2 separate regions of the Homo sapiens genome follow, and region 2 is linked to region 1. A link is a loop called in an ENCODE intact Hi-C map of the cell type or tissue named here. Cell type or tissue: ovary. All regions are shown on one strand. Each heading gives the region's core, and the rest is flanking DNA. Links, peaks and the distances in the headings are about the cores only. Region 1 overlaps TBC1D1 (TBC1 domain family member 1). Region 2 overlaps TBC1D1 (TBC1 domain family member 1).

Region 1 (2,915 bases), core at 318-2,817:
TCCCACTTTACAACCTCACGGTTAATTTTGATCAGGGATAAGTAGAACTGACTATACACTGTTAACTTAGATATTGTCCTTCTCAAAAACATCATTTTTATTCTGGGTGCCAGAGATTTGGCTTGGGTGTGGGTGTTAAGAACAGTCCACAGTGTCCTGGAGTACCTCTCCGCTGATCTGGGGGCTCTTTAAACCTCTCTAACAAGTTTTTGTGCTAATCCTGACTGAGTAGATGGAGGCAGTGGAGCCCAGCTGGCCTGTCACTATGGGGCAGAGGGTGACTCTACCCTCAAGCCCTGCATGAAGACCCCAGGGTGGGCACCACAGCCCTTTACAGTCACTTAGCACCTGCTGCTGAACACGAGCATGCAGACCTGGTAAGGCTTGTGAGTTTCAGAGAATTCCTGCAAGTCCCTGGAAATGTGGGCACTGGCAGCTCTTCTCTCTCTTTTTTTTTTTTAAATTTAGTGGGCTTAGAGGTTTTAGCCTAATAAGGAAATTTTACACTGGACGATTTTATCCCAAATAAAAGCAAATCATAGGGACCCAGTGTTGCCTAAAAAACCAGTCCTTACTGGGGAGGTCTAGTTGTGTCTAGCCTGGCTCTGTGACCAGATGCCAGCCATTCCAGCCTCCTGTGGCTGCATTTCATCCCGAAAGTGAATAAGGTGAGTGAGTGATTCAAAGGTCCCATCCAGGGGGTGACAAAGAATATTCCAGGTGGAAGAAACTGCATGAGCAAAGGTATGGAGGTGGAAACCCAAATGAACAGAGGCTTAGGAGGTGTGTTCGAAACATGTTTGGTACAAACGGAACTTACAGAGAAAGAAGCCAGGTGAAATAAGGCAGGAAGAGTTGAGTGGAGCCCCATTGGTGGGAGACCCTGAGGGTTAGCAGGACTGTGTTTGTTCTGGTAGGGATTGCAGAGGAGCCCTAGAAGGTTTGTGAGCAGGAGGCTGACCCCATCAGACCTGTGTTTCCAGAAGATCAGGCTGTGCTGGATAGCAGGATGGATGTAGGGAGATGCCAGAGGCGGCAGAGGAGAGGTCTTGCTGGGGTCTGGCTGAAGCAAGTGTAGGCCCGGACCAGCGCTTGAGGTTTTGGGCTCGTGGTGAGAGAATATACACCCAAAGAGCTGAGGGAAAGAAGGAGTAAGGAGAAAGAAGAGCAGAAGCCACTTACCAGGTTTTGAGCCCAGTTACCTAGAAGGCATTTGGGAAACAAGGAAGTAGGAAGAAAGGCCTATTTTAAGGAAAAGAGAATGAGCTTGATGTGGATATTTTAAGGTCAAGGACTAGAAGTCTGGTGTTTTTTTTTTTTTTTTTTTGAGACGGAGTCTCGCTCTATCACCCAGGCTGGAGTGCAGTGGCGCGATCTTGGCTCACTGCAAGCTCCGCCTCCCGGGTTCACGCCATTCTCCTGCCTCAGCCTCCCGAGTAGCTGGGACTACAGGTGCCTGTCACCACGCCCGGCTAGTTTTTTGTATTTTTAGTAGAGATGGGGTTTCACCGTGTTAGCCAGATGGTCTTGATCTCCTGACCTCGTGATCTGCCCGCCTCGGCCTCCCAAAGTGCTGGGATTACAGGTGTGAGCCACCATGCCTGGCCGATTCTTTTTTTTTTTTTTTTCTTTTTTTGGAGACAGAGTCTCACTCTGTCCCCTAGGCTGGAGTGCAGTGGCGCGATCTCAGCTCACTGCAACCTCCGCCTCCTGGGTTCAAGTGATTCTCCTGCCTTGGCCTCCCGAGTAGCCAGGATTACAGGCGTGTGTCATCATGCCCAGCTAATTTTGTATTTTTAGTAGAGATGGGGTTTCACCATGTTAGCCAGGACGGTCTCGAACTCCTGACCTCAGGTGATCCGCCTGCCTCAGCCTCCCAAAATGTTGGGATTACAGGCGTGAGCCACCGCGCCCGGCCTGGTGATTCTTTAAATAGGTGATTGGAAATGTTAGCGAAGTTTAGGAAAGAATTCAGAGCTGGAAATGTAGAGAAAGAAACCATCTTTCTTAGTTTTTGGGGAGTAGATGCCATCCTGAGAGAGAGGGAGAGACAGAGAGAGAGAATCAGAACACTATGAAGAATCTTTTTTAAGATGTCTGTGAAATGAAAGATTTTACTAAATACATTCTAAAGGAGAGAATTACATTAGTAAGATTTCATTACCCTGCGCCTCCCCTTAAGGCTGATCTTTATTTTTTTCCTCTTGTAACTAAATCAAGATGAAGCCTTGCTTTTGAAAATGTCATTAGGATTCAGAGACTACAATTCCCACTTGGTAGATGGAGTTCTTGTTCCTGCATTGTGGTGAGTGGATCAAAGTTCAGTTCCAGCAAGTCACTGAAGCCCCTCAACATACAGTAGCACTCCCTTGGCATGGGGCAAACAACAAAGCTTTATTTATTTATTTATTTTTGAGATGCAGTCTCGCTCTGTTGCCCAGGCTGGAATGCAGTGGCGCAATCTCAACTCACTGCAACCTCCGCCTCCCGGGTTCAAGCAATTCTCCTGCCTCAGCCTCCCAAGTAGCTGGGATTACAGGCGCCCGCCACCGTACCCAGCTAATTTTTGTATTTTTAGTAGAGACGGGGTTTCACCATGTTGGCCAGGCTGGTCTCGAACTCCGGACCTCAAGTGATCCACCCACCTTGACCTCCCAAAGTGCTGGCATTAAGGGCGTGAGCCACCGCGCCCGGCCACAACAAAGCTTTGAGCACATTCCCAGCATCAGCTCTTGGCTGGCGAAGCCAGTCTTTATCTCCTGTCAGCCTTGGTTTTGGTGTTGGTTCTCCAGAAATTCCCTGATTGTAAAATATCTGATCTCGTGAAAATGAAGTCAGCACTTCCCAGAAGTTGAGAGGCCTGAAGGGGGAGTAAAAACCGATTTCAAATCCTGCCTGGAGGGAACCTGCTCAGG
Region 2 (2,915 bases), core at 149-2,648, 84 kb before region 1:
GTAGGAAAATGGAGCACTATATCCATAGCCTTTTTAGAAAATTGTGGATCTTTTTATTTAATGCTACAACTCGACAAGTGGTAGTTTTTAGAAGGTTAGCTGTAATATGAAATCTGAAACTATATCAAAGTATTTTTTGCACTTTATTATGTTAAAATCCATTGATCTATCTAGCAGTTTTTTTTTCTTTGAGACGGAGTTTCATCTGTTGCCCAGGCTGGTGTGCAATGGTGAAATCTTGACTCACTGTAACCTCCGCCTCTCGGGTTCAAGCGATTCTCCTGCCTCAGCCTCCCAAGTAGCTGGGATTACAGGCATGCACCATACATGCACCATAGGTTACATTTTCTCCTAACACCCATGAACGTCCCTCAGAATGTGTGAACACAGTGGCATAAGGTCCTGGGTTAAAATGTAGTGTTGCCTTTGAGTCCATGGTAAGTAAACATGGTAAGTAAATGGACATATCCACTCTGGAAACTGATGGTTGCATGAGTGACCCTGACTAGATCTTTACCTCATCACATCCCAAAGAAATCAAGAGTCTGCCCAGACTCAGACCTAGAAACATTCTCAAGTCTAAGAAAATCATCTCAGGGTTCTTCTTCTCTCCAGTTCTTCAGCCTTGTCTCTTCTACAAAATCTCTACTCAGAAGAAAATCCAATCTGCCCCTCATACTGATTGTCATTTTAGATCATTCATAAAAGTAATTGCATTTTCATTCTTTTCTTTATCCACGGAGGAAAAAGCTCTGCTTCCTTTAAAGGGACTTTCCAGCACTGAGGAGCAGGTAGCAGAAGTGTTAGGCTGGGGCTTCTGACATTACATGGTGCTGTTTTACATCAGTCAAAGGAAAGAGGGGATTTTGAGTGGGAAATGGCGGGGGTTCTTGAGATGGTAATAGGTGGAGAAGTGCAGGCTGGTGTGTGGTCGAGGGCAGTGGGCAGAGTGTGTGCCGGGCCCAGGGTAAGTCAGAGACAGTGTACATGGAAGTATTTTTGGTGTAAGCGCCTTTTTTGGGGGGTCTCTCTGTCGCCCAGGCTGGAATGCAGTCGTGCAATCTTGGCTCACTGCAACCTCTGCCTACCGGGTTCAAGAGATTCTCCTGTTTCAGACTCCTGAGTAGCTGGGATTACAGGCGCCCGCCACCACTCCCAGCTAATTTTTGTATTTTTAGTGGAGATGGGTTTTCACTATGTTGGCCAGGCTTGTCCCGAACTCCTGGCCTCAAGTGATCCGCCCGCTTCCACCTCCCAAAATGTTGGGATTACAGACATGAGACACTTGTGCCTGGCCACGCCAAATGTTTTTTAACTGGCATTTCTTATCGCACTCGAAATATGTCATGGCTCTTCAAGCACTGTTCTCGACTCTAATAAGATTGTGATCCTCTGGATTTGGTGTCCACTCTGAACGCGGCGTGGGTGTTTAACAACTGTGACGGGACAGATGTCATTAATGTGAAAATGCTCGCAGCCTTCCCCTTTTCCACCCTGCTAAAAGAATCTGGTAATTGCTAGCCTGGTTCCTCCCTCTCCCAAAAAGGAAGTCTTATTTCTTGCTGGGAGAAAGGCTAAGTTTGAGGGGGAACAGTGCGATACAGGAGCATGGGGCCTGGGTGGAGCGGGGGAGAGTGAAACAGAGCAGCTGCGTGGGAAACAGACATGTAGAAATCGACTTTATTAAACGTCGCTGGAGAAGATGTATTTGGATTCCTTTTAATGTCCTTTGACAAAACGGGTTTTCTTTTCTATGATTCTTGGCAATGAAGCTGCATTTCTTGAAGGTGACACATATCTGAGACTGAACCGTGTGGGCTCCCTTACCACTAATTTTAAGACTACTTGACTCTTTGTAGATTTGATTTTAAACCAATAAATGTTTCCTTTTGAAATTTCCTGTAAGGAACCAGTGTATTCTTGCATGAGGCCCTGTAAGCACATCGCCTTTCCCAGTAACGGCATAGGACCTTGTGCCTCCTCACCCAGCCTCTCTGGGCTGCATGTTACCTCGCATATTAAACAAGAAGGCAGTCTGAAGCTGTTTTCTTGTGATTAGCAGGAGTCCATCCCCCGTATCAAAAGCCATTGTTGCCTTGGCTGAGTTTTATTACTTAAATGTAAAAAATTTTTGAAACCTTATTTTTGAGTGTCGCTTTGTATCATTTTGTATTTTACCCATTACTAATTTGTTTTAATAATTCACCGTCTGCTTGGAATTTTAAGTTGGCCACTTAATATATGCACCATTACTTCAGGATTTTCAATAGAGTCTGGCTTCAATTGCATCTCTTGCTTGGCTGTTATATTTGCCGGCTCATTACTTTCTTTCTTCGCTAGAGTGAAGATCGAAGATTACAACACAGAGCTAGAGCATTTTGTTTCTGAGGGTGATTATTTTGAAGAACATAGTATTATTTTTCAAATATTCTCACCTCTTCCCCCTTCTACATTTGGTCATAATTTCTAAACTTCAAACATTTGTCTCTTTTGCTACACAGGTAATGATTCTGAGGGGGTCTTGTTAGGTATGTTTTGGAGGACTTCTTACCTATATTAAATTTCCACTGGGCACCTTTAATCCCAGCCTGATTTATTATGTAAATTTTCATTTGGGGTCCCATGCAGCAGCTATGACTCAGTGCAGTGTATCCATGTCAGCTAATCAGCACTTGACTGTCTGTCACACTAGACAGAAGTTGGTTGCTGGGTGCAAGGGCTGGCAGGAATTTTTTCGTCTATAAAAAGAATGTCCGGGACTGCATGAACTCCGAAGTATTTGTTGGAAGGTTTGGGTTCTTAACACCAGATTGATTACCTAATTTATTTTTGACTTTGAAAAATGAGTCTGTGGGCTCCAGAAGCATACACCTTGTGATAGATGCTTAATTTTTTAAAGTCTTTTTATTGTTTTA

The links. A loop is a pair of places that touch in the nucleus more often than their neighbours do. Peaks named below come from ENCODE experiments on the same cell type or tissue, not always from the same donor. Only the 100,000 strongest peaks of a DNase experiment are listed, where the experiment ranks them.
Region 2: a loop joins it to region 1, with 3 times the contacts of the local background. A loop is called at or near these places in 3 of 110 quality-filtered maps.

Annotation. Positions count from the first base shown.
Region 1 is chr4:37,991,186-37,994,100 of GRCh38, forward strand. All of the region lies in intron 2 of TBC1D1 (TBC1 domain family member 1), which reads left to right. Among named protein-coding and RNA genes, the nearest start is that of PTTG2, 32 kb to the left of the region's middle. RefSeq lists an enhancer at 1,836-2,005. In ovary, for the core only: no CTCF peak of the experiment used is centred there; no DNase peak of the experiment used is centred there; H3K27ac peaks cover 675 bases.
Region 2 is chr4:37,907,210-37,910,124 of GRCh38, forward strand. The region is part of intron 2 of TBC1D1 (TBC1 domain family member 1); the gene reads left to right. Among named protein-coding and RNA genes, the nearest start is that of TBC1D1, 18 kb to the left of the region's middle. In ovary, for the core only: no CTCF peak of the experiment used is centred there; DNase peaks (open chromatin) are centred at 1,254 and 1,612; H3K4me3 peaks cover 869 bases; H3K27ac peaks cover 1,477 bases.